7 separate regions of the Mus musculus genome follow, and regions 1, 2, 3, 5, 6 and 7 are each linked to region 4. The links are chromatin loops, found by intact Hi-C in ENCODE. Cell type or tissue: heart. All regions are shown on one strand. Links, peaks and the distances in the headings refer to the core of each region. The heading gives the core; the rest is flanking DNA.

Evidence for each region. A loop is a pair of places that touch in the nucleus more often than their neighbours do. Peaks named below come from ENCODE experiments on the same cell type or tissue, not always from the same donor. Only the 100,000 strongest peaks of a DNase experiment are listed, where the experiment ranks them.
Region 1: it touches region 4 in a loop (2.3-fold over the local background); 3 of 42 quality-filtered maps call a loop at or near these places.
Region 2: a loop joins it to region 4, with 2.4 times the contacts of the local background. A loop is called at or near these places in 4 of 42 quality-filtered maps.
Region 3: it touches region 4 in a loop (2.2-fold over the local background); 3 of 42 quality-filtered maps call a loop at or near these places.
Region 5: it touches region 4 in a loop (3-fold over the local background); 8 of 42 quality-filtered maps call a loop at or near these places.
Region 6: it touches region 4 in a loop (4-fold over the local background); 11 of 42 quality-filtered maps call a loop at or near these places.
Region 7: a loop joins it to region 4, with 3 times the contacts of the local background. A loop is called at or near these places in 6 of 42 quality-filtered maps.

What each region holds. Positions count from the first base shown.
Region 1 is chr3:136,809,863-136,814,280 of GRCm38, forward strand. The region is part of intron 2 of Ppp3ca (protein phosphatase 3, catalytic subunit, alpha isoform); the gene reads left to right. Among named protein-coding and RNA genes, the nearest start is that of Ppp3ca, 140 kb to the left of the region's middle. In heart, for the core only: no CTCF peak of the experiment used is centred there; no DNase peak of the experiment used is centred there.
Region 2 is chr3:136,760,064-136,764,481 of GRCm38, forward strand. The region is part of intron 1 of Ppp3ca (protein phosphatase 3, catalytic subunit, alpha isoform); the gene reads left to right. Among named protein-coding and RNA genes, the nearest start is that of Ppp3ca, 92 kb to the left of the region's middle. In heart, for the core only: no CTCF peak of the experiment used is centred there; no DNase peak of the experiment used is centred there.
Region 3 is chr3:136,794,856-136,799,273 of GRCm38, forward strand. It overlaps Ppp3ca (protein phosphatase 3, catalytic subunit, alpha isoform), which reads left to right. Exons shown (of 14, transcript NM_008913.5): 2 at 2,871-3,071. Among named protein-coding and RNA genes, the nearest start is that of Ppp3ca, 130 kb to the left of the region's middle. In heart, for the core only: no CTCF peak of the experiment used is centred there; no DNase peak of the experiment used is centred there.
Region 4 is chr3:136,668,352-136,672,769 of GRCm38, forward strand. Ppp3ca (protein phosphatase 3, catalytic subunit, alpha isoform) reads left to right here and starts at 1,715. Exons shown (of 14, transcript NM_008913.5): 1 at 1,715-2,550. The coding sequence starts at 2,493. In heart, for the core only: CTCF peaks have their summits at 1,844 and 2,493; DNase peaks (open chromatin) are centred at 1,650, 2,550, 2,860 and 3,030; H3K4me3 peaks cover 3,678 bases; H3K27ac peaks cover 3,200 bases.
Region 5 is chr3:136,722,866-136,727,283 of GRCm38, forward strand. All of the region lies in intron 1 of Ppp3ca (protein phosphatase 3, catalytic subunit, alpha isoform), which reads left to right. Among named protein-coding and RNA genes, the nearest start is that of Ppp3ca, 55 kb to the left of the region's middle. In heart, for the core only: no CTCF peak of the experiment used is centred there; a DNase peak (open chromatin) is centred at 2,536; H3K4me3 peaks cover 748 bases; H3K27ac peaks cover 694 bases.
Region 6 is chr3:136,835,323-136,839,740 of GRCm38, forward strand. The region is part of intron 2 of Ppp3ca (protein phosphatase 3, catalytic subunit, alpha isoform); the gene reads left to right. Among named protein-coding and RNA genes, the nearest start is that of 1700006H20Rik, 120 kb to the right of the region's middle. In heart, for the core only: a CTCF peak has its summit at 2,473 (motif pointing left); no DNase peak of the experiment used is centred there; H3K4me3 peaks cover 720 bases; H3K27ac peaks cover 793 bases.
Region 7 is chr3:136,607,345-136,611,762 of GRCm38, forward strand. No RefSeq gene overlaps it. Among named protein-coding and RNA genes, the nearest start is that of Ppp3ca, 61 kb to the right of the region's middle. In heart, for the core only: no CTCF peak of the experiment used is centred there; DNase peaks (open chromatin) are centred at 2,667 and 3,117.

The DNA.
Region 1 (4,418 bases), core at 381-4,380, 140 kb after region 4:
GATATCTCTCCTTCAAACTGTCATACTCCTACTCAACTATCGCTACATTAAGTTGTTGCTCTAAACCGCACTGTTTTCTAGAGGGAAAAATACTGTGTTGTCAATTTAATGAACAATGATTATGTTAGGAAATTTCCATTTACTTGGTAGATATCCCTCCCTGACCATTGATATAAGTTTGGTATATTATCAAGAGCGAGCTTACATCTTATGTCCTGAGAAACTTGCTTTCTGGAACCCTCCCATAGTGCGGCCTTGTTCTTCCTGAGTTCCCATAGCGTTTTTCTGTGTGTGCCCACATTATTTAATAGTTACCATGTGATATTTTGTCTCTAACTTGGCTGGAAGCTCCTGGGGAAAATCACTGTAACTAAAACTTGACAAAGAATATCTTCTCCATGATCCCCATGCCTGCATCTGCGAAACACTTTGTGATTTTAACTTGATTTCCTGTCTTGTGTCATCTATAGGTTTGAAAACTTAGAGGTCTTGGATATATTCTCTCATTATTTTTGTGTAAGCGAGGGTTGAGGCTGTTTTCTCTTATCTTCCACTTTCATTGTCTCAGAGGTGTTGAAAAGCCCTGTAGTTTCTCTCTGTGACAAATTGTGATAAGTAAATAATCTCATCATGTGTGACACTTTAACATACATCCTACGTTTTTTTTCCACATGAGACACTTACTTCCTGCTATTATTCTTTTTATTTTGACAGCCTAATGATTGTAATTCTTAACATCATTATTGTGTTGTTCATATTATCCTCTTACCCTGTATAGGTCTTCTCATAATTTCTTGTATAAAGATTTGACATCTTCTTGTATGTCTCTCCGAGCCCATTCATAACTCACAAATGTTCATAAAATTGTAAGATAGAGTTTGTTTTCTCCAAGTTTTTCATTGCCATATATGTCTGTCTTTTATGTTACGAAGCAATTGTTAATGTCTTTCCATTTTATATGTCAAATGCAGTTGGGTTTATTTTTGTTTGTTTGTTTTGAAAGCAGTCTGGCTAAAAAAGAATGGTGATCTGTGTTTTGTGAATTTTCCTCAGAGCCTCTGAGATCTCAGATTTGAGGTATTTGAGGAGAACTGAAAACTGGAAATATTGTTTGCATAATGCAGGATCCTCCATTTTAGTCTCTCTAAAGTAATTTTTAAAAGATTTTCTTTTGTTTCCTGGTGGTCGGAGAGATGGTTCAGCAGTCAAGAGGGCTCTGTATTAGTCCAGAGGACCTGAGTTGGGTTCCTAGCAACCGCTTTGAATTTTTCACAGCTGCTGCCAGTAACTCCTGCTTCAAGGGAACTGACACAATCTTTTGGCCTTTTGCAGAGACTTGCATGCATGTACCCAAACATAAGGACACACACACAAACCCATACAAAGGAAATATGATTTCTTTTTGTTTTTTCTTTTGATTCAAAATTAATTATGAAACTTTTCTGTATTTGGAGTATATTATTTTCTTTAACCTTTCTATATTACTTTTGGAGGATTTAAAACAACAACAACAACAACAAAAAAAAAACCTATCCTCAGCCAGGTGTGGTGGTGCACGCCTTTGATCCCAGCACTTGGGAGGCGGAGGCAGGTGGATTTCTGAGTTTGATCCAGCCTGGTCTACAAAGTGAGTTCCAGGACAGCCAGGGCTATACAGAGAAACCCTGTCTCGAAAAACCAAAAAACAAAACAAAACAAAACACTATCCTCAAAACTTTTTGACAGATGATTTGATTTCCTCTGATATTTAATTTTTTTCTATTCAACTATTGATGGATACCCAAAATATAGTAGGGTCCAACTTGGAAAACGTAGATATATTTTTTCATGTTATTTTAACATGTGTTCTCACTGTGACCAATAGCAACACATAAATTGGGGGATTTTTTTTTTCTAGTCATTTCCAGATAAATACGGTGTGGTGAGACCCTAGTGTGGGTTGTGATTATCTGCACTGTCTCATCATATAAATGTTCTATACATGTACATTTTCTGTAATTTTGAATTAGAACATAGACATCAGTTATTTTTTTTTCCCTCAGTGGATAAGGGGAGACATCCATAATTTAGTACAGGGCCAGACAGATATCAAGGTTGTTTAGGAAGAAAAATTGCTAGTTATGCATATTTTTATACATCTGCAGGAAAACACAGAACACATAAAAACTGTGGATTGACATGAAAATGGTCAAAACTTTTCTTAATTTTCATTTTTTAATCATTACCTTGAAATAGGCAAGATGCCTAGCACACATGTTCAGTGGTGTTGACTGGATCTTTGTAACCCATCACTGGGCAGCCGGATGCCAGTGCTGAGGCTTTCCGACTGATCTTGTAGGATACGGCAGACACATCAGGCAGAGCACTGATGACAGAGGCAGCAGCCATTCTGCCTTCTATGCGATTGCTTCTTTCTACATCAAGGTCCTGTTTGGGGTTCTCTGCTCCACCCAGAAACCAGGTGAATGACCTCAGCAAGGAGTGACTGATGTTGACGGAACTCTTCCAGCCAAACAGTAGATGTGGGGGAGGGTGAGATAGAGACAGGATAGTGAACTTTTCTCAACCGTGTAGGGAGGTCATTGACAGAACTTAAGCTTGTTCTGAAACTTGAATTTGTTTGGATTTGTTTTTCCTAAAGACTCTCACTGGAAAGGCATTTCCCCTATAGGGAAATGTGTAATGCCATACACAGGAGGCTAACAGTGCTATTTCAGAAATAGTTGAGGAAAGCCAAGATATTTAGAGGTCAGGAGGTGTAGGGGTCTGATACAGTGATTCTGTTTATAATATTAGAGGTGACCAGATCTCTCAGGTTTCACAAAATAACAACCATTAGAAACTAATCAGGGGTCAAAAAGAAACCATCCAGTGGCTAAGGGGAACCAGAGAGTGCCAGTTCAGAGATTGAGTTAAATATATATGAGAGAGTATCCCATGTGTTATCATGTTTGAGGAATCGGGCTATTAAGGACAATGGGGATACTTTAAATCATCTGAGGGAGAACCATGGGTCCTGACTAGAAGTTTTTCTGTTGGATGTGGTTATGACTAGATCAATACTATGGCAAATACTCATTCCTAGAAAGTGCCAATGATAAAACTACAGTGGGAAGGCTGGCCTTTGTTTGCATAGATGTGGATGCTGACTCATAGGCAAAGGTCCAGTTTGGAAAGATGGAGAGAAAGAAAGGAAGGGTTGTAGCAAAGTAAACATTGCAGTTGATCAAAGGCCTGGGGAAGCCAGATATGTCCACGGGAAATTAAACACAGCCTGACATACAAAGATACTGGGTGATACTCATTAATGGAAAAAAAAATAAGTTAAGGATTGGTAATCCCCATCATTTTAAATAGTGGCTTTAAATATGAAAAGTGCTTTTTTTTAAATCCAGTTTTGATTTTGTGTTGTATTACTCAGTTGGCTAATGCTCTTGAGCCTTCACCATATAAACCATGCACCTCTGTGCAGAAAGTTACTCCGAACCAAGTGAGTACTTACTACCATGTTTTAGTTTTTTTATTATTATTAATGATAAATTTTTGTATTCTCCAGTCTGTGTTCTGTTATAAGGGATAGACTAGTGGCTTTGAACTTAAACAGAGTCTTGATCCTGCCTACCAAGTCACTCAGCCTCTGAATCTGCCTGTTGGTCCAGAACTCACTGTGTACCCCAGTCTGACCTCAAACTCAAAATCCCCCTACCCCAGGCTTCAGAAGGCTGTAAGTTCAAGTGGGAGGCACTGTACCCATAAATAAAGTGTGCTAGAAGACATAGTTCTTATTTATTGAGTTTGCTCTGTGTGTATCTGAATTTTACCTGTCTAATCTATTTATGAGTTTCTTGGCATTCATTTTGGTTAGTAGGATCGTCTTGTCATTGTATAAAAAAGAAAAAGGAAAGAAAAGTATTCTCCCCCGAGCTTTACAAAGAAGGAAAATGAAAATAATACCGTCTGAGCAAACCATCATTTGACAAGTTCACATATCCAGAGGACAGGTTTGTGAATCAGGAATCCTGAGAGATGTCCCCCTCTGCCACTTCCTGCCTGCCATTCTCAGGAGATTAGTGTTGGGCTGGCAAATCCTGGTGCAGCTTTGATGAGCTGAGTGTCTTTTTAAGCATACAGGACATGGCTTTGAAGTGGCAACTTGATCTTGAAGAGAAGCTCCTTAGGCTAGTCTGGGCTTCCTCCTGATAGCATTTAAGCCTCCGCTCTACCAACATAAGAGATAGCCTCAACTTCCCTTACTGCGTGACTCAAGTCTGTCTCTCAGCAGGGTTTCCACTGTGCCCCAGACTCTAGAAACTCTCAGCTATCTCATGTTACTTTTGAGAGTTTTTTGATATACAGAATCTCACATTCTCAACATAATTTTCATTATTTCATATTTTCTCTATAAAAATATAAGTCTG
Region 2 (4,418 bases), core at 349-4,348, 92 kb after region 4:
CGCCTTGCTGAAGTGCCCATGCGGAGGGATGTGAGAGAAGACTGAGTCTCCTATGTGGCTCCTGCAGTATTGACAGGAGAGACTTTTTATTTGAAGTTCTCATTATGGGGTTGCCCGGTAACTCCCGTTTCCTGACCTTTAGTAAACTTGATCTGAAAGCTAGTGTTTGTAGACAAAGGAAGCTAATTTAATTGTCAGTGAGAGGCCTGCGAACCATCCTTAGGCTTGGAGGACCGACCGGCAAGCAGGAGGATGGTTATGTTAGATTTTCGATCCTAAAAATAATTATGAGTCATGCAAGTGCCGGTAAAGCAATAACTGCAAGACATTCAGAACGTCTTAGATCAAGGTGAGAATTAAGTCTGAGAAGGCTGGCCGAGTGCTCCGTGATAGAGATCAGAGAGCAGAGTTCTAGCCTTTGGTGAGAAGCCATTAAAATGCAAGGGCTTCCCACCATGGCAATTACGGTTCTAGCTGTGGCCTGAGATAAATATTGATTTTTGAAAACAACATGATTTTTGCATCTCGGCTTCTTAAGCTCTGTGGTTTTTGATCCTAACTTGCTTTAAAGGAGTTCAGCACCTTATTTAGGACAAAATAAGTTTAAGTGTCATTTTGTTTGTTTGTTTGTTTGTTTTTTAAACTTGCCTTTATTTTCTCTAATATTTTCTCTTAGCATTTGATCTTTAAGCAACAAACCACTTTTTCTTGAATATGTATATTCAACTGTTATCACATGTCATAGACATAATTTATACATTTCTTTATAAATCATACAAATGAATTAATTCATTTGAAATTTTCCCTTGTACAAACACATTTTGACTGCCAGTATAACTACAAGTTGTGTGTAGAAGTTTGGGTTGTGCTCGGATACCTCACTTTTTAACCTTCCATTATTTTCTCAATAAATAGAACTTTTTAAAAATTCAATTTATTTTATGTATGTGAGCACACTGTAGCTGTCTAAAGAAACACCAGAAGAGGGCATCAGATCCCATTACAGTTGGTTGTGAGCCATCACGTGGTTGCTGGGAATTGAACTCAGGACCTCTGGAAGAACAGTTAGTGCTCTTAACCACTGAGCCATCTGTCCAACCCCCACCCCTCTTTTTTATAAATGAAAGCACCACAGAGGTAATACTGTCAGCCACTTACAGTCTATGACGGATGGGTAGGTTAAGGACGGAGTGCCTGGGCCCCAGAGATTGTCTGTCTCTGCCTCCCCAGCACTGGATTTTAACCTTTTTGTTTATGGCTGGCTTATTTAGACCAGTTCTAGACATTGAACTCATGATACTTTCCTGACAATAGCTGTCTCCCTGTCCCTTAGATAACCCTTCTTTATCAAGGTCGTTTGGAAAGGAAATTGTGATAGGCTCACCTCCTCAGCTATGCAGCTGACCCTGAGATACTGAGAGCAAGATCTGACTCGGGAATGAAAGAGGAGATGAACTGATCTGAAGGTCCCCAACTGTAGAGATAAGGTGGTTACGCCTATCATGTGTACACCTATTCATACATTCACTCTTAGCACTGTCAGGGCCAAAGAGCTAGTTGTTGGTGTTGGTGTTGGTGTTTGTTTGTTTTCTTTAAAGAATAACATATCTATTGCTCTGTATGGGATAGTTACGTTTGGCATCCTGGCAGAGTATGGAAGATGCATAAACTGTCACTCCCAGGAGTAACCAAATGGCTTAGTCAGCCCAGTTCTTCCTTACTACTGGGGAAAGCACCTCAGCGTGCTTGCCTGTGGTGAGTCAGCAGCTTTGGAGTCACAGTCTGATAGCTCTGCTTGCTTTTTAGGAATCACCCCCACCCCTCTGAGCCGAAACCCATGCTGCTGTGATCAAGTCAGGTGTCAGACGTCCAAAGAACTGGTGCCCATGCCTTTTTTTAGAATTATTAAATTTCAAATATCTATCAGCACCTTAAGTGTGAGGTCCATTTGGTAAGAGTCTGGGTCCTGGGAGCTTTTGATGTCAGGTTGAATGGGAAATACAGTAAAGTGACTTTCTTCAGCACAGACTATTGAGTGACTAGGAAGTAAACAATGTGTGTGTGTGTGTGTGTGTGTGTGTGTGTGTCGTGGGGGGCCCAAATGGGGAAGAAGTACTTACAAGTAAGTAGTAGGAAATGATGCCCTGGTGGGTCCAGGACTGGAGAAAGTACTTAAGGTTGAGAGGGTTTCTCAGTTTATTAAGCTCTCTGGAGATTTAACTAATGTAGAGTCTATGGGTTGGGATGTCTATTGCTCTTTCTGTTCTCTCTCTCTCTCCTGCCTCACAGTCTAAAACTAGTCTTTAATGGTCAAACCACCAGAACAAATCGGACAACTTTTGCTAAGAAAACGTGTGCCTTCATTTCTGTTTCTCGTTTCTATAAACTACTGCTACATTGCTAAGTATCTCAGTTCTGATTTCCAGTTTTAAGATAAGTGGCCTGATAAGTTTTAGACCCTAATGCCTGATGAACATAAATTCTATCTTTGATATTCACTATTTCTCCCTCCCAGGACTGGCACTCCAGACTCACACTGGGTGGTTTGATGCGCTCTGGGCTTCTGAAGTAAGTAAGATCAGTGTCTCAGTGACAGGACAGGGGCACTTGCTATGAAGACAGTCATAGCTGGAGAAGGACTTCTGGCCCGTTCTTGTGCTGAGGGTTTGAGGAAAAAGTAGATTCTGATGTCTGCAAATGGATTCTTAAAATTTTTTTCTATTTACCACATATCTTTTGGATGACAGTGGGCTTTGAAGATGGTTCATTGAAGCCCTGACTATAGAGTTAAAAAAAAATTCTGAGTTGAGGAAGATGGGAAGGAGAGAGACTTGTGAGAATGTATAAGAGTCTGGGAGGACCATGGGGTATGTTGTAAGAAGGAGAAACCAGCTGGGAGTGTCAGGAAGTGGAAATTAAAGAGCTTATAAGGTGTAGTATGTAAACAACTTGCAAGATATTAACATCTAATAGAGATTTCACCAAAGAGACACTGGCCTTTTAGGTTGGCAGTGCCATTTCATGCAGCTGATTCTTGAGGCTTTTTGATGGGAATGTGTGGGGCTGCAGTTAGGAAAAAGGCCAGAAGGGAGGCAGGCTTCATTGAAAACAATGAATATGTTTTTACTTATTCCACAATTTGGGCCCATCTTCCAGTTGCTAACAAGTTATCAGTGAGCTAACAGTATCTTTCCCTTGATAATGCCTGTAAAAACAATGAAAACTATGCTAAGCTAAGGTGATGTGAGTCTTAAAAGTACCTCCAGTGAGACCTACAAGAGGGGATAGAAATAATGTATACACTTACATAGAGGAGGGCAGGAACAGGCATGCATGCACACACACACACACACAGAGACACACACACTCACACACACACATGCACACACAGACACACACATACACACACACTCACACACATACACACACTCACACACATACACACACACTCACACACACACATACACACACACTCACACAACATACACACACTCACACACGAGTCAGAGAGTGTATTTTATTTACGATTAAATATTTCTAAAGTTTTATTTTGTATAACTTGTAGAACACGTTTGATTCTCTGTCAGTCTGCACAAGCCTCCATACCTGTCTGTATTCTCAGAGGTCAATAACCTCAAATATCCCCACATAACTTGAACATCCTTTCCCTCCATTTCCGTTCCCATTCCTGGGAATTTCCTCCCATCCATCACCATTTCTGTTGTCCTTCCCCTCTCTTACAGGCTCCTCTTAAGCCAGTTTCCACTCTGGGAGCCATGGTGCCTCCCTGGGCCCCGCTGTACTCCCTGTGCCTCCGTGTGTCTCCGTTTGCCTCTTTCCACTTCTTTCCCAGATGCCCTGTGGACAAGGCTGGAAACAGCACACAAGGGAATGATTAGCTGAAATTTGGCCTTGGGAACTGTGGAGACCAACAAGCTTGCAACCACTTCCTAAGGACTCAGATTTTATTAACCCATTCTAAATTCACCCCTCCCCTTCCTTGCCTGTTACCAGCCTCCCTGACTGTTTGTTTTCTTTCCCTTTCTTTTCTTTTAGTCAAGATTTACTTTTTAGACCAATGATTATATCAAAATAGAGTTCGTGGGAATGCAGCTTTGAGAGCAGGGGTTGTCTCACAATCCTCCTTTCTCTGTGTTTGAGTTTGCTCCAGTTCTCATAATGCAACCACTAAGTCCCAAGAATAATTTCTTTCACTAAGGAAGTAGGTGAAATTAGACTCCAGGGTAGGGAGCTGCTTGCTGCCTGGACCTAGGACCCCAGAGCTGGCCTTTCCAAGCCACAGACATTTTCTCCCTGGATATGTTGCACACATGCATGTTCAGACTACTGAATTAAAGTCATCATTTTAGTACGATACTACTTTTTTGGAATTACAAGGTGTTGGCTATCTTTAGTAA
Region 3 (4,418 bases), core at 204-4,203, 130 kb after region 4:
AGGCTGGCTAGTTCACCAGAGAACCTGATGGATCCTCTTGTGCAGGAGTGTCAGCTTTTTGTGAGTGCTTGTAGTCAAACTCAGCCTTCTTCCTGGCTCTGACAGAACTATCACCCTCCATACTTGCCTAACAAACATCTAGGCAAGAAGTATTGGCGAGGGCTAAGAAGTTCCAAGCTCCATGACCTAATATCCTCCTTTTCTGTCTTCTGTGAGCAATGGCTGTGCACTGACATTCTGCTTCCTGTTTTGTAGCTCAGTAGATTCCTTAAAAAAAATGACTATTTTGTCATAGGGAAATTGTTTATCTATTAGAAACATCTCCCAGGATCAGAATTTCAGTTCTAAAACGTGACTTACTGATTGGTTTTTCCTTTTTAATGAATATGCATTGTCTTGAGGACTCTTTGGAAGCAGTGTAGTTTAATTGTTAATAGTAGTATACTGGCATCAGATTGCCTAGATTTATAGTCAGTGAGTTTACACATAAATAAGTAGGTGGTTATATTGGGCAGTGTGCTTATTTAATAATCTTGAACCTCAGGTTGCCCACACATTTATGTTTTAGGGACTCAAGGAGTTTATATGTAAGCACATGTACCTATGTCTTACTAGGCTTACAGTTTTCCCATCCTGTGTGGCTTTATTACCTACGCAAAGCCTGGCATAAAATAACAGTGTCGTAGCTATTTGTTGCTGCTCTGGCTGTTTACTTTAGTTATTATAAAACTCCACAGATGGACATAATCTCACTGTACATGCACATGGCTGAAGCCAGAGGAGGCTACTTTACTTTCCCAAGGTCATAGAGCTGAAAGTTCACAGTTAAGGTTTATAGTCAGGTTCCTTGTACAGGTCCCCAAATTCTACTGGTCACCCATGGAGTCTGTCGCTGCCCCTTCCTCTCCTCTGCACTGACACATGTCTGTGGTTGGATTGTTAGAAAGCCAAAGTTGCAACCATGTGTAAAAGTTCATTTCCTGGTTTTAAAAAAAATGTATTTGCAATTTCTATAAATTAGAGATTCTATACATTTCATGACATTATCTAAGTCTTACTTCTTTGAGGAAGTATATTGTACAGTGGGAGAACAGATTTTGTTTTTTGTTTTTGTTTTGATTAATTCTTTTCTGCTGAGAGAAGAGTCTTAATGAAAATACTCTTTGGAACGTAGGATTGTGGGTATGGCACAGTCGAGTTCTGCAGATGGCATCTATGAATCTGAGTTGTCCAGGGGATGATTTCTTGTGTGACATCGATAAGTAATGAGTTTGAAAACAGCTCCTATCATAGCTTATTTATCAGAATTCCTGTCACCATCTCTCACAATGGATCTTTGAGTTTTCTGGCTTCTATAGGAGCTTGGTGAAAGAGTTATTTGTCACAATGAGCATGATGCCATGCATTCAACAGATGTTGGTGTGAAAGTAGCTAAAGGGAATTCTCATGTACAGTTGCATGGGGTAAATGGAACAAGGAATCAAGGATTGTGGTTTATTTTTTTAATTTTTGTTTTTATTTTTTTCACCTAAGCAACCATTTTGTCTTCATGACATTTTCCTGGTTATGTTTTTTTCTCCTTATATTGTCTCCTCCTATTTTAAAATGTTTTTATGTTCGTATGTATGTGTTTATATTTGTATCTGTGTGTGCAGTGTACATGTGTGCATAAATGTGTGTGTATACGTGAGTGTGAGAGTCAGTAGCCAGTGCCCTCTATCCCCTCTACCTTATGGTTTTTGACAGATGTCTTCACTCACGGGATCCAAAGCTTTTGGGCTAGATTGTCTGGTCTTTGGGCTCCAAGGACCTTTCCCTCTGCCACCAAACCGCAGAGTTACAGATTGAGTAAGCACGCCTGCCTTTGTATGTGGTGCTTGGGAAGCCTGGTGTAGGTGCTCATGCTTCCTGTGCAGGGGTTTAACCATTGGGCTACCTCACCAGTTCCTTCTTCACTCTTCACAGCGTGCCTTCAGCACACACACACACATACACACACACACACACACACACACACACACACACACACACACACACACACTCACTCACTCATACGCACACTCGCTCTTATCAGAGTCCAGAAGTCAACCTCTGGTGTTATTCTTCAGGAGGCTCTCAGCCTTGCATTTTGAGACAGGGACCTGAGACTCACAGGTCAGCCTAGCGGGGCTGAAGAGTCATCACTGATCCTTAGGGCACTTCTGGTCTCTATCTCCCCATGTTGGGATTTTAGGCACAGGTCACCCACTGTGCCTAGCTTTTAAAAACAGGGAAGAGGGACTTCAACCTTGTGTTGCAGCTGCTTTATGGCTGAGCTATTTGATGCAATTTTAAATGCAAATTTGACCTTCCTATTCAAGTATCAGTGCATTTTTGGCCTTTGCTTTAAACCGTCTGTTCGTTTCATTAATCGTAAGTGGTTAACGGTAGAGAGTTGACTCAGAGATGGAATTTTATTTTGAACAGATCTACTTGTCAAGATGCCTCATCCCTTCTATTGGTCCAAACAGAGCAGAACTATCTTTGCTGGGGTGGGTTATCAGTGGGAATTTAGGATCTGTTTTTATTTATGGCATCAGGGATTGCCTAATGGGAAGCACGTGGTCATATAAACTCATTCAGGATCCTTCTTATGCAAGCAGTAGTCCTGACTGAGAAGACCCATAAGCCCCTCTTTTCCATGGTCACTAATTATTTCTCAAATCAATGGAAGAAGTCAGTGTTTAACTCTTGGTAGACTCTGAATGTGTGTTAATTTGAGCTTGTATTAAAAACAGCGTTATCTGGTTAGTGACAGTTTTGGTGTCAGCGGTCATTGGCCTGTTGTTGATGAGCTTTGGTTAATGTAACCTTTTGACTTTTTCTTGCAGCCGTTCCATTTCCACCAAGTCACCGGCTGACAGCAAAGGAAGTGTTTGATAATGATGGGAAACCTCGTGTGGATATCTTAAAAGCACATCTCATGAAGGAGGGCAGGCTGGAAGAAAGTGTTGCATTGAGAATAATAACAGAGGGTGCTTCGATTCTCCGACAGGAAAAAAACTTGCTGGATATCGACGCACCAGTCACAGGTAAGGCCCAAGCATGGAGCCCACTCTACACCAACCACTATATAAGTCTTCCCCACCAGTGAGCCCTCAGACAACTTACACACCATCTGCTTTTACCATTGAATCTGCATTAAGGATATCATTTGTCCATTAGAAATATTTTGATTTTCACTTTTTGCCTACACAATTGAATTGCTGTGATCTCAAAAATGATGTGTAACAGTGTTGGTACAGATACTCAGTTGATTGACAGTGTTCTATCAGCAGAAAGCCTACCACAAGGCAAGATTCCTTGTGGTGTCCTCAGCCTTCACCAGAGCTGGAGGAGGCCATGTCTGAGGGAAAAGAGACTGAATGGTGTGCCAAGGATGGTCTTCAGGCTATGTACTCTCATCAGCACCTGGGAACTTGTGAAAATGTAGACTCTCAGGTTCCCCTTCCAACTACTGAGTCTGGGTTCCTGTGCTCAGGTCTAGTAGTCTCTGTTTGATTAAGTCCTCTGAGTTGTTCTGGTCCATATTAAAGTATGAGAGAATACTTGAGCCTCCTTCCTATGGCATTGTGCCTAGGGTTACTTCTTTAATGCTCTTTTTTTTGTCACTTTTCTTAGAAAGTTAAATATTTTATTGTAAGTATGCTCCTCTTGCATCATAAAAATGAAATCTTACTATAAGGCAGCACCTATTACCCAGAGAATTTAATCTACTGTCTATGGAGTTTGCTGAGAGTATAGGCACTTACTTTCAGTGGAGCTAAAAGTGTTTATTTTTATTTTTTAATATTTTAAACTTGGCCTGAGAAAACATTTCAATGGAGAATATTTGAAAGGAAAGGGACATGAAAAGATTTTTATATCCACTTGGGTTTTTCATCTTCTGAGTCTTCATATATTTATGCTATTGTTATTCAGGTCTATTTTTGCATGGGACAATACCACAGGGAAGAGGTTCCCTGAGTGTCAGAATAGACCTTTGCTGATTGCAGAGTACTGAAGGATTCTCCGTCCAAAGAAATTGACCTTATCCACAGTTTATTTTTGGTTAGCAATTTCAATGCTGATGGAGGTTAGAGTTTGGTAGCAGAAGGCATTTGTTCTTTTGAGATTGACTCTGTGTTGGGCCATTGTTACTAAGTCATACCACAAGCCTACCCTGTGCACATCTGAGTCAGCCCTAGTTTCCGTATTATCAGATGGGGTTCTGCATTATCTCCTGCTCATGCTACAAGGATGTGATTGTACTTCCCTTTCTTCCGCACTGAAACCCTAGAAACAAAATGAGATAAAATTAGTAATTTAAGACTACTAAATAATACACAGCAGCAAGAATATCTTATCACTTGATTGTAATTGCCTTATTATATTAATGA
Region 4 (4,418 bases), core at 143-4,142:
GCTCTGCTCTAGCCCAGGAGGCTGTTTGCAACAACCCCTAACTGAGGAGATTACAGAGTCCTCTTGTAGATAATTTCATGTTCCCTGAAAATTCCACTGGGCTATATAGATCTTATTGAAAGCAAGGACCCTAGAGGTGGCAAATTTAGCAGCAGAAATCTGGCCACGAGGGCAGCCTCCCTTTGCGGATGGGATGTGACCATCCACTCCATCTCTCCTTTTGACTGGCAGGCTAGCCTTCTCACATCCTCTGTCCTAAAATCCTTGAGGCTACCTAGTTGTCATGCCCCAGAGCCACCAATTTGCTATTAAATTTGTATTTTTTTGGACTTGAGTTTCATCTAATCCCTGTGGCCAGATCAGTTCTCCTGGCTCCATCTCCTAGCTTCCTAAACTCCCCCCCCCGCCCCCTCCCAAGACAGTCCTGGCTGTCCTGGGACTCAGTCTGTAGACCAGACTGGCCTGGAACTTACAGAGCTCCTCCTGCCTCTGCCTCCCAGATGCTGGGACTAATGGAGTGTGCCTCCAGCAGCTTCCCACACCTTTTTGTAGGCCCTTTATTAAGCTTACAGTCCAATTCAGGAAATACGAAAACCCTGATACTGAAGGAATTTGAAAATAAAACAGGAAGGACAAGGGTGAGAAATTTATTCAGCTCTCTTCATAATTTCCTTGCTGGTCCTTGGGGTTGTGGTAGGCCAGGGGGAGGGCTGTGCCCAGAAGATATTTTGTTTGTTTGTTTGTTTGTTTTTTCGAGGCAGGGTTTCTCGGTATAGCTCTAGCTGTCCTGGAACTCAGGAGGCAGAAGATATTTTGAAGAGCATTTCATACACGGTCCCTTATTTTCCTTCTTATGAGGGACTTGTGAGAAACTGCAACAAGCCAAGGCCCTACATGCATCTTGATCACTGAGTGACTGACTGGAAGGAACAGGAAGAAATTTAGTGTCACCTATCGCCACCAGTGACTGCTAGCTCCTGTGAACAGGGAAAAGGCGACCTCTCCCGAGTCTTTCTGACTCCTCTTATCTCCTAGGGCATCCAGGGTCACTGAGCACAGCCAGGGTCGCATAGGCTCCAGTCTGTTCCCATCCACCTTGGATAGCTAGCCAGCCAGCCACCGCGTCCCGCAGCGCCCCAAACACACTTTCGTTTCTTCCCGTGAAGTTGTGCACGCGTCCTAACCACCCCACCATCAGTAATCCCCGTCCACCTAGCTCAGGCAGAGCTGCCTCCCCAAGGTAAGCTGTTTACTCGTCGCCTTCCTTGGCGATCCTCCCTGGACAGCTGCGGCAGCGACAGCAGCTGCGCCGCGGCCGGGAGCGTCCGGCGCTCCTCCTTCCTCGGTCTCCGAACTCACTACTGCGGGCCACTCACACACTCGGAGCGGCCGAGACCCACCCGGGAGTGTGTGCAGGACTTCGGGAGTGGGCAGGCGCGGGGGCACGCAGCAGCCCAGCTCCTCCCGGCCCCTACTCCCAGTCCAGCCTCCCTCCTCCCTGCCCACTCCAGTGACACTTGAGCGGTCACAGGGCGGTGGAGGCAGCAGGCCCACGGGACTGACTGGCACCCTGAAGAAAACAGAGCAGGGGGCGGGGCGGTCACCCAGACCACCGCCTTAGCGATGAGGGACGCGCTCTCCAGCCAATGAGCTTGCGAGGTGCAACGTGGGGCGGGCCCTAAGGCGGACCCCGAGGAGGAGGTGGCCAGGGCGCTGGAGGCGGGGGCGGTGAGGAGGAAGGGGAGGAGGCGGAGGCGGGCGCGGTGGTGGCGGCGGCCGGCGCGGCGGCGGAGGCGAGGTTGTGCCCCGGACTGTGTCCACCGAGCTCAGCGGCTGTTGCCTGTGCGTGGAGAAGCAGCGGCGCCGCGAGGCAGAGGAGGATCGCGGACGAGCGCGGCGGCGGGACGTCTACGGCTGCCGCGGCCCCGGCGGCGCCCGGCGACAATCGGCGTGGGGAAGCAGCGGCGGCCGCAGCGGCAGCCGCCTCTCCAGCACCGGGAAGCCGAGGCGCGGCTGGCGGCGCTGACATCCGCGGCCCTGCCTCTCCTCCCTCGCCCCCGGCCCTCCCCATGTGATCGGTCTTAATCCCGACCGTGTGCGCGCGTGGGGGCTCCATTGCGCGGCGCCCGGTGTCGGTGCCGGGGTGGGTGCTCGCGTGTGCTTCTCCTCCCCATCCCCCGCCCCGTCCCCAAGAATAAAAGAAGAACCGGGAGGCGTGCTCAGAAAATAAATAAATAACCAGCACACACGCGCAGCCCGGAGCGAGGCGGCGGGGCTGGCGGCGGCGGAGGAGGAGTGAAGGCGGCGGCGGCGGAGGAGGGACGCGCGGAGCCGGCAGTAACTTTCGAGCCAGCCCAGAGCCCAGAGCTCCAGCCGAGCGGTTTGCAGCGCGGCGGCGGCGGCGCTGAGTGTCTGGCCCGCCGGTGCGGTCGGGGTGTGCAGTCGGACGGGACGAGCAGCGCGTCGCTGTCCCCCCCTCCCGGTGGCTGGAGATGTCCGAGCCCAAGGCGATTGATCCCAAGTTGTCGACGACCGACAGGGTGGTGAAAGGTAAGCGCAGCGCCGCGTCGGCCCGGGGTGCACCGAGTGCCGCAGGCGACTGTCCTCCCCTCCCCCGCCCCGGTCGTCCCTCTCCGGCTAGCGCCGGGGACCTTCTAGGATCTCCTGCAAGAGGCGATCCCTTCCTTCGCCGCGCCCTGCCCCCACACCGCCCACCCGGCCCTAATCGGGGCATTTATTTTTATTTATGTATTTATTTGTTTGTTTTCGTGGACGGGGGGCAGCAGTTGGCAAATGGCTGAGTGGCTGGGAGGCGGTGGCGGGGGTGGCGGTGGCGGGAGGGGGCGCCCGGGGGGGGGGGTGACTGCTGGCAGGGTGTAGCTGCTGTGACAGAAATAGGAAGTGGGTGGCTGCTCGCGGGCTTGCATGGGATCGGGTTTATGGTTTGCTCTTTGTAGAGGGAGGGGAGGTGATTTATGGCTTTTAAAAAATTAATAGGGCATTTTAATGTGGCCATGGCTTGCCGCGGACTGGCTCGCCCCGGCACATTGCTCCAGGCGCTCCATTGCAGCAGTTCCCTGGGCGCCCCCTCCCCCTCCGCGGGAAGGGCCTGCACAGGACTCGCGAGAGAGCGGGAGAGCGTGGGGGGAGCCCAGCTCCGGCTGCCGCGCGCCGCGGGGGCGGGGGGACCGGGGCCGCGTGGGGGCAGCTCCAGGCGGGGGACGACCGGAGCCCCCGCTGCCGCCCCGGGATTTCCCCGCAGGCCTGGAGCGACGCGAGCGGTGGCGATCCTCTGTCGACCTCCCTTGCCACCCACGGCTGACTGCCGCCGACCTGTCATTGCTCTTAAAGGGTTCCCCGCTGGTGCACACCTTTAGGGTGGGAAGCTCACCGTGCTCCCTTCCCCCAAGCTCCTAGCACCCCCTTGGTTACGGGCTATTTGGTTGTCTTTATTGCTAGGGGTGATTTGTATGTGTATAACTGGCAGGGATGGCTCTGGGTTGCTGGCTAGGAGAAGCCAGGGGGATTCGTGGGGTGAGGAAGGGGACAACGTGGTTGCCCTTTCTATCCCCACCATCCTCACTGTATTCCAATGTGGAACGGGGAAGAGGAACTGCAGATTCGAAAGGATTAAGTAGTGACACTTATTCTTGGGGTCAGGGTTCTGAGCAAAGCTGAGATGGGCACTAGCCTGTGCAGAGCGGGCCTCTGAAACTGGAAGGAGTGATGGGGGCGGTGTGTGTGTGTGTGTGTGTGTGTGTGTGTGTGTGTGTGTGTGTGTGTGTGTGTGTGTGTGATCAGAAACAGTATCTTATGCAGCAGAGCACTTAGCTAGAGTGCAAAGCAATCAAGTCATTTGCTCCAGGAACACTTAGGTGAAAGTAACCCAGCGCCCTCCCTAAGACATGATCCATGTTCTTTGGAGCTTTAGAAAGGATACTCGCTCCTACGTTTGCTCAGATTTTAAAGTTTTGAGTTGTGTTGTGCTGTGCTGTGTGTGCGTGCGCGCGTGCGTGCGTGTGTGTTATGTTTTCTTTTGTGAGAGAATAAAATATTTTCTCTCCTTTTGGTTATGTTGGAACCATTCCTACTTAAAAGTAGGATTCATAGAGCCGTCAAAATAAAGATGGAATAGGAAAAGCTCTGTAAAAAAAAAAGGTGATAAAGCCTCAGATGCACCGCTGTCTTGTGCAATGATCAGCAAGTATCTCCTTAATGTGTGACGTTTAGGCATAGCTCCAATGCAAAGATACTTTGTTTCCTAAACAAAGTAATAGTTTACAAAGATGATACTATGTGTTGGTAGAAAAAAAAGTCCTGTCACATTCCCTGTTTAGATGTCAAACGTGGATTTCTAAAGTGTGGATTTAGATTGTTATTGTCATCAAGTAAGCTATGTAAAACTAATTGCTTGATAT
Region 5 (4,418 bases), core at 104-4,103, 54 kb after region 4:
TCTGCAGCTTTAGGAAACTAGTTTGAGTGGCGTGGTCCAATGAGGGAAAACCTTGCTTGTTTAGAAGTATGAAGAATAACTGCACAAGAAGCGGTAGAATGTGAGCTTAGAATTGTTGTACTCTGTCCATCAACTAGTCGTATTGGAAACAAATCTGTAAGGGCCAGGGGCAGCTGAATGGTTGACCTTTAGTGGAAGGGGCTTTGGGTCAATCATTACCTCCTCAGCCTTGACACATTTGACTTTATGTAAGGAAGTAAAATATGAGACTGTCTTCAAGAGAATCCTTTATGTCAGGTGAGCATTGTATGGCTCTTGAATTCTGTGTTTAGACAGAAGGGGCCTGGTGGATGATCGCACAATGTGTTTGAGACATGGAGTGAGGGTAGGCAGTGTCAGGGTGCTCGTCTGCTTGTACTGTTGGAGGTTTGTGTACGTGGCTCCTTTTCTTTAGTATCTTGGTTTCTGTGATTAAGAATAACTTGTTGCTTTATGAAGCTGCTGAAATATCAAGTCTTAGTATGTTAGAGTCTATTGGTGATTAGGATGACCTTCAACTCCACATATTTTAAGTGATGATTGGTTAATGTTTGTTTAAAAGCCACTGGTGGGGGCAACAACAAGAAGAGCAAGAACAAGAACAGCAGCAGCAGCAACAATATCCCGTACCTTTATACCCTACTTAACTTGAAAACCCAACCAACCAATCCCGGCTCTCCAGATCCCAATCTGTGTTCATGACTAATCATGTAAAAAGGTGTGAGCATAAAAGTTCTAGTGGGGAGGGAAGACAATAAAAATGTATTTGCCAGCTCCCTACTTGACAAGTGCAGAGTGTTTCTGTGCCTTTTAGATATGGGAGTTATGACATTGGAAACAATGGTAACCATAGCAAATGTACCTTAGAAAATCAATGGGAAAAGAAAGGGGGGAATGGGGTAGGAAGGAGTCTGTGTAGGAATGCATTGTTTCTTCTGCAACTGGGATTTGCAGTTAGTGTGTTTATTATATTTTAGTTGGTATCTTATTTATTTTGCAGTAAATAACTGATTAGGTCAAATTAAATTGATACTGAGAAACAAGCTGCTTACAAGCTTCTAGTTCTTAATATCTTCATGTTCTAAAAAAGAGTAGGAGGTTGAGCTAAGATATTTGATAGGGTCTTTTCAGTCTTTTAAAATCCATGATGTTGGGACCCAAGGAAGAGTCCAGAAGTGATGTCAATGTATTTTGAAGTTTTAAAGTACGACTACTTAAATCTGTCGGTGTACCCAGGAATACCATACAAGATATCCAGAAAGTTATCTTCATGTCTCCTGATTTAAGACCATTAAGGACAAAAACATAGAAGAAAAAATAGGCACCACATATTTATCCTGACAGGGTTGGCTCATGTCCATATCTGGACTGTCCTGTGTGGTGGCCAGCCATCTTCTGCAACTGTGAACACTTGAAATTTCCTTCACCCAAGAAAGAAACTGTCACTTGTTTTCAGTCAGTTTAAACATAGTTTTTAGTTTACGGAATCATAGATATAACTAAGCTGTCAGTCTTGGGTGGGATACAGAGGAGCTAGGGTAGAGCTATGAGGCTCTGAGCCTGACTCATGGTCTTCAGTGATGGGCTTTTTGGACTTGCTATGTTGATTGAAATGTTAGTAGCAGCTAGCCTCTCTTTGCCAGATCAGCTTGCAGAGAGCTAGATCTCCTGTTGTTCTTGTCTTTGACCAGGTCTAATGTCTACACTTTCCCTGCTGTCGTCTTCCACGGAAGAAGGGCATGTGAACCAGCAGTACACTCAATACTTACCTGGTGTCTTACTTAAAGCAAATATTGCCCCCCCCGAAACCGTTGATTTTTCTAGATTTGAAAATGCTCTTTTCATGTCCTCAGATTATGCTCAACTTATTTTTTTTTCTATTTCGAATTCTAGTTCATGTGGAGTGAACAAAAAACTTGAAAAAAAAAACCCACCGTTTTGAAATTGGGGTCCTCTAAACCTTTAGTTTTGAATAAATCACTAATGCTAAAAGTTTGTGACAAATCTGGGTGATTCAGTTACCTTTGGCCACCATACACTCAAAACCTGCTCCAAGAAGACAGCGGCTTCTGTCTATCCTTGGCACTATTACAGTTCCACTATGGTGGGGCTTTGTCTTTTGTGGAGCTTCTTTAATAAACACCAAGAGAAAGACTTCGTGAGTATTAGTTCTGTGATGGTTTTACACTCCAGTTCACTTGCAGACACTGAGAGCTGGAAAGAGCCCAATTAAGTTTCTCCCCTCAGCTTCCCTTTCTCTTTGGTGATGGTACTGGTAGGGAAGACTGTCCTAGCTCTTTAAATGAAAAAATTTTCCCCTGCACCTTTTATTTCCACAGCTGCCTCTGAGGGAATTGCTCCTCACAGCCTCTGCTTGGAGGAGCTCCTCGTCCTCTGAGCTTCCCTTGGCTTTTCCCTCTTCAGCTTGGCTTCTGTTCACCAGGCTTCTTTCTGCTTCCTGACCTCACGGAGCTAGCCCTTTTTATAGTAAACCGCTTGCGGTGATGTCACCCGCTCAGCTGGTTTCAATCAGCCTGCTCGGTGGAAGCTGGTAAATGACTCTGCAAGTTATCTTTTGCCTGGCCAGGCTCCTGCTGACCCCAAATAACGTGCAATTGACAACATTAACCATTTAGCAGTCCTTGCATCTCTTCACTCATAGGAGTGCTGATTGGAAATGAAGGTGCCCTTAGTTAGGTACATCAGCTTCCTGCCTTTCTTTCTCTTTCCTGCTGCCTCATTTCCACAGTGGCCACTTCTGCTTTCAAAACCGCACATCCCAGATCCCTAGCTAAGCTATCTGAAGCTCATTTCCCTCTTAGAACTTCTTCCTGGTTTGTTCCCCCCACCCCCACTTTGTTCCCCCTTTGTCTGTTTGCAGAATGGAATTTAATTATGGGTTTTCCTTGTTGTTAAAAGTTGTTGTGTCTCTTGACTTTTAATCTTCCTTACTTGAATTCTGGGTCTTATCTATTAATCTTGGGTTCTACTGGGTTAGTGTTTTGATGTTAAAATGTGAAACCTGTCTGAGAGAGAAATGGTTGGTTTCTGTTTCTCTTCCAGGAATGCTCTTCTCTCAAGTCTGTAGTTCTGACAGAGACTAGTGTGAAGTAAGATCTGTTGATTACATAGTTTATATGGTTATATTTTTAGAACATATTTTAGATTGGAAAATAGGCTTCATTGGGAAACCTTAGTTTTCATAAGTTGACTATTTGTGGATACTTCCCAGTATAGAGTACAGTATATATGAAAATTGTGTGCTATAGGATCCATGTTAGATGATCCATCAAAACTCCAAAAGTTTGGACAGAGTAAGTTTTTCACGGGTGCTGTTTAAGGGGATGGTAGGGCTTTGTCAATGGCAATGATGGGTAGAAGGATAGGGTGCTTGTGGCAAGGATGTCTGTCTAATTCATCCTCAAAGCACGGATGCTTTGGAGAAGCAACAGTGACAGGGCTGAAGTGGCGCTGCCTATGTGCATCCACCTGCAACATTGCTAACACCCATTACAATGATGGGTAGGCACCATTCATTTCCAAGTTTTATTTTTCTTGCTTGCTGACTGATTTATTGCCAATGACTGGACTCAGTCGGTCCTTCAACTCATGGGGAACCAGGATTTCGGTAGTCAGGGGGACAAGGAGTTGGCAGGATGACAGACACGTACACCAGAGAGAGTGCTGTGTCTGAATTTCTCAAAGCGAGCATCAGATTTATATTATAGAAGAAAACAAAGAAGTGAGGTGACATATCAGCCAAGGTACATTGAAGTTTTCTGACACAAAACAAAAAATGCATACATAAAGACTGACAGGAACCAGGCGATGTTTACAATTGAGATAAGAGTAGCTCTGTCTAAAGTCAGCTATTGACAGGAGCCAGAAGAGGATTTCACACCTTAGTCACAATTTACGCTATTCCTCTGAGCCTTGTGAAAGCTTGCACCAGAGGCTTCTGCTCTAGCAGACCTTTTCATGAATAATGCAATACTGTAGTTCCTCCTTAAACCACAACCCTCCTTCTTCCTAGGCCATTGTAAATTCTTGCATATGGAAGTAACTTGGCTGCTCTTTTAAGTGTCTATAGGGAATCTCCATTTGTCAGAAGAACTCACCAACTTTCTTCTAATATGTAATGTAGTCTGTCATACCTGACTGTAATGAGGATTGTAAGTTTACTTTGCTAAGCTTGCCCAGAGATTTCTAGCTCCTATCTAATAAAATACTGCAAGAAAGCATGCAAGACCCTCTACACTATTGCAGGGATAAATTTGGAGCATTCGTGCTACAGGGGTGCCAAGGTTCCAGGAGACTAAGTTTCCGTGAAACTTTTTGCCTCAGGACTGTGTTCAAGCTTTTGGGCCTGCCAAGCAGTC
Region 6 (4,418 bases), core at 202-4,201, 170 kb after region 4:
ACTGAGTCTGGGCCACATTGATTCTGCTTAGCTGGCAGGCATTCTCCTCCCTATGTCTCCCCAGCTCTGGGACAGAGACAAGTACCATGTTACCCAGCACTTCCGTGGGTGCTGGAGACGCTGTGCTGGCTGTTAGCACGTTACTTACTGAACCACATCCGAAGTCCAGCAGATGCTTTTTCTATAGACTGATATTTTTATAGGACCATTCAGATTTCATGAAATAGTCAAGCTAAGAAATAATTTGCCAAGGAGAGAAGAGAGACTCTTTCCTTTAAAATGGGGAGGCGGGCACACGTCATTCATGATAGAAATAACATACATACATGTCATAAGTTTTAAAACCAAGTTTGTTGTAACACGTTTATTTTTCTTTTCTTTTCTTTTCTTTTCTTTTTTTTTTTTTTTTTTTTTAATATGTGGCCATGAGTGTTAGCCAGCGATTGTATTGAAGAGCAGCAGACAAGGCTGTGCATATAGGCATGTCTGTTCTTGCATTGGAAATGGCCCGTGTTGGTAAGCTGGCCGTGGTAAATACCAGCAGGAAGTGAACCTCAGAACACACTACTTCCCAAGACTGTAGTCCTGAGAGTTGTTTGTCTTGAGGCCAGTCTCTGTTAACTGAAGCCCACCAGGTCATCGAAAACTCCTTAATCCCAGCAAGATAAGCCCCAGTGCTTCCAGGGGCGCAGATGCCGGGGCGGGCGGGCGAGTGTTAATAGGAGCTGTCGTTGAGTTTTCTAATTGGAAGCCCTAATTAAGTTCTGCCTTGATCTCTATCTGCTGCTGTCTTGACATCCTCTCTGTTGACCTGGTTCTTTGTTCAGCGACTTTTTTTCACAGCTAAACAAACACATGCCAGGGATTGCCTGCAACTTTATATTCTGCGTGCCCAAGAAACAAGTCTGCTTTGCTGGTCATATGTCTTTAGAAGTCTTGAGCCACACATGTGCTGTTGAAATGACTGTTGTGAAAAACATAAAAGCCCACATTAGTTGAGTTTCTACTGGTAGCTGAGCCCCTACCAAGGATGCTCCTTTATCTGGGACAATCGCATGCTTTGTTTAGGTTCTGTGTTGAGAAAAGTCCAGACTCTTTCTTCGAAGACTATCTGCCCGGTGCAGACTCATGCACGGGGGACCTGCATATACACGTCTGGCCAGTGGCCTGCATCAGACTCTCCAGTAGCGTCTCTCTACCCTTTGGATTGGGATTTAACCAAGTGTGGCTTAGTAAGACAGGGAGGGCAAGCTGTCCCCTCCAAGCCCCTCCGTGGCCTCTTCCAGAGGACCTGCTATTCTTCCTCTCTGGCAACCGCTTTGTGACTTTAAGCTCTTCTTTAACACTGATGCATCTCCTTCAGCCTTTGAGTCTCAACGTGAATGTCATTCCTGCGGGGGTGTCCCTGCTTATTCACAGAAATAATGCAATCTGCTGCCTCCGTGATTTTCCTTGTCTTGAGATTAGTGCGTTTAAATCCACCCCTAATCAAGCTTTTCCTTGGCCTGTATTATCTGTGTTCCTTTCCGGACTTTTTTTTTTTTTTAAACATTATTTTTATTTTTATACTTGCCTGGCCATATCTCTGTCTCCATTGTGTAACACTGCTCCTGCCTCACAGGCGGTTATCTTAAGTATTTGCTGATTGGTGGATTCACTGATAAAAAAGAAAAAGTTGAGCAAGGACCTGGGTGAACTTCCGGATGAAGAAACCTGTTCCTCCTCACGTTAACCCTTGTGTGGTGATGTTGCACTTCATCTTACTTTGTAGTTGTTGCCTAATTAACTGTGGATTAACAATGGCCTGCTTTCTTCCTTTAAAGTCAGCAATCACCTTGTGGTATTCTGCAATGCTAGTGAGAAACGAATGTTTTCATTTAGTGCCTTCTTAACCAGAAGGTGAACAGTTGGACTGAGTCAGAACCCGCAGTTTCTAAAGACAGTCCATAAGAAAAGAAAATGATTCTTCCAGTATCCAATTAATTCTAGCTTAATTACTCAGAGAGAGTGTTCTTCAAGCTTCCCAGTTACTGTCTTCCCACCCGTGAGGCAGGAACAGTTATACATGGGTGGGCAGGGGAGAGAGAGAGAGAGAGAGAGAGAGAGAGAGAGAGAGAGAGAGAGAGAGAGAGAGAGAGACAGACAGAGACAGAGACAGACAGAGAGAGAGACAGAGAGAGGCAGAGAGAGACAGAGAGACAGAGAGAGACAGAGACAGAGACAGAGACAGAGACAGAGAGACAGGCCAGGCAAGCATAAAAATAAAAGTAATGCTGAAAAAAGGCCAGAAAGGAACACAGATAATACAGGCCAAGGAATGCTTGATTAGGGGTGGATTTAAATGCAGGTGGCTGAAGACCTAAGAACACTGGCTGCTTTTCCAAAGTATCTGGGTTCCATTCCCAACACTCTCTGCGTGGCCCATAGCTGTCTATAAGTCCAGTTCTGGGGAATCCACTGCCCTCTTCTGGTAACTGTGGGCACTGCAGGCATGTCATACACAGATACTCACGTAGGCAAGCACCCCTACACACCAGTAAAAAGAAAAAAAAAATCTTTTAAGAAGTCACAGTTGTGAATTTCCTCTCTAGACCCAGGAACCTGCCCATCCGTTACTGTATGCTGGGTCAGTGCAGGATATGTATTTTTCACATATGTAATAAAAAAATTAGGATGATACCCAGTTATTAAAATAGTTTATTTTGGTGTGTGTATGCGGGGGGGGGGGGGGGGCACTGTCCAAGGCAGCCATAGAAAGTTTTCACATCCACTGGAGCTTAAGATTTACAGAAGGTAAATCCTTCATCCCTGCTGGAACCAAACTCCAGCAGCAGCAGCAGCAGCAGCAGACTTAACATGTGTTATTGAGCACTTACCCGTTTCTCCAGAGCCAAAGATGCATTGTGTATCTGTTTATGGATTCACTGGGGCACATATTTGACAGGCATTTTCAGGTTCTATATTCCTGGTGATTGTTCTCTGGGTACCACTCTTCTCTGTCTCCTGAAAGGAGTTCTTTCTGGACTTGATTTTCAGTGCACTGGAATATTTGAAAGCAAGCGGAGAAATCAGGATACTCTGGCTTATCGAAGAGTTGGGAATAATCTGTATTTTTTTGATATGAAAATGAGTTTTTCTCTATGGAAATGTGAATGTTTTGAATTTCATCATAATACAATTTGAAATAGATGACCATTGGTCATCACAAACATTTTATTAAAATCCCAAATAGTCCATGACCATGGTCGGGATCATGTAGCAGTGTCAAGAGTTAGTAGCAGTAAAAGCCATGTCTAGCCAGGCACATAATCACATGGAATCACATGGAATCTTGTTCCTATAATCACAGCACTTGGGAAGCTGAGGCAGGAAGATCTTAGTGAGTTCCAGACTGACCTGAGCTACATGCTGAAGTACAGGCTTGGTATCTGGTTTAGTTTTAAGTAACTCTTTTAGAATTTAATGTTTTATTTTATTTGTTTTATAATTATTTTATAATTGTAGTGTTTCCCCAAAGAAACAGTTCTAAAATATATCAATTTCTGAAAACTGTTAGTTTTTAAACAGAATAGGAAACCTCTCCAAGAGACAAAATCTCATAACTCTGTCTTTGATGTTAATGCATCCCACCAGCAAACACTCCAAGAAACCATGTAAACGTTCACTGGCCTGCCCTCCTTCTCCTCACTGCTTTCTTCCTTACTTCCTTTCTTTTATTAAAAACAAGGTGTGACTCTATATCCCAGAGTGGCCTTAACCCAAATCCTTCCGCCCCAACCACCCAAGTGCTGGGGATTTTAGAGTGTGCCGTAGAGCCAACTGAAATATATGAACACATTGTTTTCATAACATATAGTTCTCCTGGTTTGGAATCTGGTGCTAGGATATCCTGAGACCTTTGCCAGCTTCTTCCCTTTTAAAGAAATATTCAGTGTTTAAGATAGTGGCATCTTGGAGAGAACTTTCCCTACTGGCTTCTTCCCTGCTGTTTTCTGCGCATGATGGGACAGTGGCCATTAGACAGGCCACGCTTGCCCAGGCAGCAGACTCCTTCCTGCCCATTCGTCTGCTCCCTGGTTACTGTGTGTACTCGTTCATCACAAAGTCTGCTAACTGAGTTAGCAAGAGATTACTGTCCCTAAAGAGTCTTGTATTTGTAACTTTCAGAAATAAAGTGTGGTAGTGTTTACTCACATATCTGTATTCCTGTATCTAGAAGGAAAAATTACCCTTCATCATCAACACCTTGAATAAGTTAATAGACAGCTTAACTAGAGATATTTATGTGGAACATCTGTATTAGAGAGCTGTAAATTTCACAAATTGCAATGGAGATATTAAGGCTGATATTATAAAATGTATTATAAAAATACATGGGATTTTAAGTGATGGTGAGGTCGCAGTAACCCTGCCACGAT
Region 7 (4,418 bases), core at 303-4,302, 61 kb before region 4:
TACCAACTTCCTCTAAGCTTCAGTTTGACAGCACTAAGCATGAGTGACTACATTTTGGTTTGGCCTCTGGGGGCATCGCACAATACTCAGTTCAAAACGATGCCTCCAATCATTATTTACCTTCCCACATACAAGTCAATTCCAGAGGCATGAAATATTTAGGTATGAGGCACATAAATAAGTAAACGAATAAAATATTAATATGGGATATAGCTTCATGACTCCAGCACAGGGAGGAATTTTATGTACAAAGAGCAAGAAATGTAGAAAGGAAATTTGGCAGTGCAGGCTAAATTAAAATGAAGAACATTTCCCAAAACGCACTAAAAATACAGAGACAAAGAAAGTATAAAAACACATGGACAATAACAATCATCTGGTTAGTTGTATCCAAAATGGATTTTAAAAAAAATGTCAAAGACTTAGAGAGAAAATGCAGAAAGTCACAAAAGGAAAAATCTAAATTACGACAAATACAGACATAAAGTCATCTGTGTTGATAATGGAAAAATTTAAATTAAAATAACATGACGGCATTTTCAAAAAGCAAGCTAAGAAACATAATAGCACAATATTTCCATATATATATATATATATCTCAGGATCCCATTCAGGCTTTGAACAGCTCAGGACTAGAAAGCTGCTGCTTTTTCTATGGTTTTTTTTTTTGTTAGTATTGGTTTTTGTTTTGATTTTATTTTAAATTGGTATGTTTTATTTATAATTAAGATTTGGTTTCCCACTTGAATTTTGTTATTATTTCCTTTGTTGAAAAACCTTGTTCTTCCTGACTCAAAAGACCATAAATCAGAATAATGCAGAAACAGCAAAAGTTAATCTATGAGATTGTAGGTCCCTCCTGCTAGCATGTATGCAAGTATGCTCTTGTATACAAGAACAGGTGATACTGTCATTTTTCATGATGTTATGGAAGACCCAAGACTGTGCTTCATCAAGCTCAAGCATTATTCCAAATCCTTGTATTATTTCCTAGAGAAAGCACACATTCCCATGAACAGAGAAGCCCTTCTGCCTGCCTTCTGCCTCTGTCTTGACAGCTGCAAGAATATGTTGCCAAAATAGCAACATGTTTCAAGACAAGAAGAGGGGATAGGCAGATTTCCCAACAATGAAGATATCCATCAGACTACAAAGTGATGATAGTTCATGTATGCACTGGAGCAGGTAAGGAACTGAGTTGTCCCTGGTAATACCAAGATAGATAGATAGATAGATAGATAGATAGATAGATAGATAGATAGATAGATAGATAATATATATCAAATATATATACGTACATATACATATACACATTTATATACCTGGTAGCCAGCTGGATTATTGTGTCTAATACAAGCTGGGATGTGTTATACATTTTCACATAGGTGCTACATTTCAGATTTAATACAAATAATATAAAATATATCAAAATATATTTATTGAACTCAATAATTTGTATTATAATATTAATCACATGGTTTATTTCACCTTTAACATTGATACAGGAAAATTTTATATTACATGTGATGCCTGCTGTGTTTTGTATTGAACAGCATCACTGTGGAAACTAACGTAGGGTCCCTGTTCTTGTCTGCGTTATCATTGTGATAAAACAGTCAGATAAAAAGCAATGTAAGGGAGGATAGAGATGACTTCAGCTTATACTTCCAGGTCACAGGTCATCATTGAGAGAAGACAGGAGGGCAGGAACTGAAGCAGAAATCAGGGAGGAATGTTGCTTATGGATCAGTCCTTGGCTCATGTAAAGTCCTCAGGGATGCCCAGGGTCCTCCTACAACAATCAAGTTTGTCTTTCCTGGATCTGGCCGCAGAGCCACAGGGCAATTAGATCTGAGCAATTCTTCATTGAAGTTTCCTCTCCCCAGATCATTCTAGATTAGATCAGTTTGACAATAAAAGCTGACTAGCACAGACCCCCAACCTGCTACCCTGTGAAATAAACAGAGCTGATGATATTTCGTGTGTACCCTATAATTTTCTTACACTTTAATCCAGGGTACCCACTTTGAAAAATCAGGAGTGTTTCCTTAAATGTGCTTTTCTTTTTTTTTTTTTTTTAATTTATTCTTTTTGCTCTCCTTTGAAATCCAGGCGATAGAGGATCGCTCCAGATGGTTTGTGGCCTTTTCCCATTTTCTGGAGCATAAGACAATGTGCTATAAGGACTTGGTTACACAGTAGGCTCATCATGTCAGCAGACTCCATAGCTCTCTCTTGCCAGTCTTCGTAGTTCTTAAAGTTCTGTTGTATGGGCTTTGTTACCTGTCTAAGCAAGGCCAATGAATCTGTCAATCTTTCCTTCAGAACAGTATCTGACCATCACCTTGTTATGGAGCAGACTGTGCCTTGTTTTGGTGAGTGTATCACTGATACCATATTCCATGGGCCATTTCCTTTTCAGGTTATGTGCAGGAGAAATCTACAGTTGCCAACAGAGCAATCACCCAACTGTTGTCAGGTTAAATAGAGAGATGGAGGAGTTCGATGAGGATTTCCAACTTGTTGAAAGAGAGGGTTATATTCCAGCCTGTGAAGGTCCCACATCCTGAGGTCATTAGGGATGCACGTGTGTAGTAGGAAAGAATTCAAAACAACTTGGTTTGTTGATTCTTCTTAAGAAGGAAGCAGATGGCAGCCAGCCAAGCCTCAGAATTAAAAGTCACAGGAAGCTACAAATCAGTGCAAACAAGGAAACCTTCCAAAGCCTGAAATCGGAGAAGCCCTCCCCCACCACCCCCGACTTTGATGATCAGCTTATAATATGATCATCAGGAGCAGCCTAGTACTTCCGAGCATCAGCATTTGGGACATCTAGTAGTTGCTCGTACTGGCCTGAGTAAGCCTTTTATTTACCAACTCCATCCTCTACCCAGCATCCCAATTTCCCCTTTATGCGCATTTGGGCATTTAGAAAGCTGACCATTCAGAAAGCACACAGTTGGGCATTGTTTTCAAGCTCACTGCTGCTCCTGACAGAATTATTGAGGAAGCATTATGCAAATCTATTGTTTACAAAGGCCATAAAACCATCTGGCCCAAGAGGTTCACTTTCTGTAGCTGACTTCTGGACACCAGCATGGGTTTAACTTCCTCTGTCCTTCCTATTCTGGCTGCCAAGCCACTGTTGACAAAACACAGGTGATTTGTTTCTCATTTCTGACCAGGCTTCCAGTCCTGCCTCTGCTTATTTAACTTTGTTCTAGTTTCTGTATATCACTCTCTCCGCCTCTCTTACCTGGGGCAGTTTCCACACTTTCCCTGAGGTTTCCTTTGGAGACCTTCTGTGGATTTCCAGACAGAGTCGAACATTTATAACTACATCTCAGAGACACAAAGCACATTTGTAGAAAGTCATAAAAACGACCTTGGTAATAAACCCCAGGGTGTGGCTGTTACACACAGATGGCAGCTTCTAAGCGCTCACAATTCATGGGCTGCCCAACGGTGATCCACAGTTTCAACTGCAGACCTTGGGAAGTAAGATTTTGTTGCTACTGAGTAAGTCTAATAAATGGATTTCATTTCAACATCACTGTATAAAATTATATCTGTTTGCCTTTTCCATGAGAATATTGGACTTTTAAATGTGTATCGCTGTTCTATAGCATCACAATTCATCAAAACTGTAGCTGTTTCTGCACATGCTCAGACATTAGAATATACTTCAGAAAAGTCACAACATGGAAGTTGCTCTTTCATAGGTACCAATTTCCCAAAGAGAGGGTAGCTGTCAATTTAAAGGAGCTAAGGCTCCCGTTTAATCTTCTGTGTATGTAAACATGAGCAAGAAGCCAAAACTTATCTTGATCCAGTGATGTCCACAAGGGACACCTGTTTCAGTATTTATTTTTGTATAACATACAAGACCCGAGAGCTTTTAAGACTACAGCCGGGCGGTGGTGGCGCATTCCTTTAATCCCAGCACTTGGGAGGCAGAGGCAGGTGGATTTCTGAGTTTGAGGCCAGCCTGGTCTACAGAGTGAGTTTCAGGACAGCCAGGGCTATACAGAGAAACCCTGCCTGAAGAAAAAAAACAAAAAAACAAAAAACAAAAAACAAACAAACAAAACAAAACAAAACAAAAGACTACTGTGAGCAAGGCTAAATTCATTGTTCTGTTAGAACAGGTTAGACCTTGGCATGACTGATCTTTGTAAGTTATAGTCTAACAGACAAGAATTTTGAGGGTTCCGTTGAGATAACAAAGGATGGATCATTTCTAACAAAACAAGCAACTGTTGTTTGATTGTTATTCTTACAGCTTGCTCATATTTATCCAGTTTAGCTAAGTAAACGTAGTTATTTGAATCCCTAACACCTACTGTTCTCATAAACAGGATACCCTATGTTCTGTATTAAGCTTATCCTGCGAATTGCTCACGGAAAAAAAAAAGTGA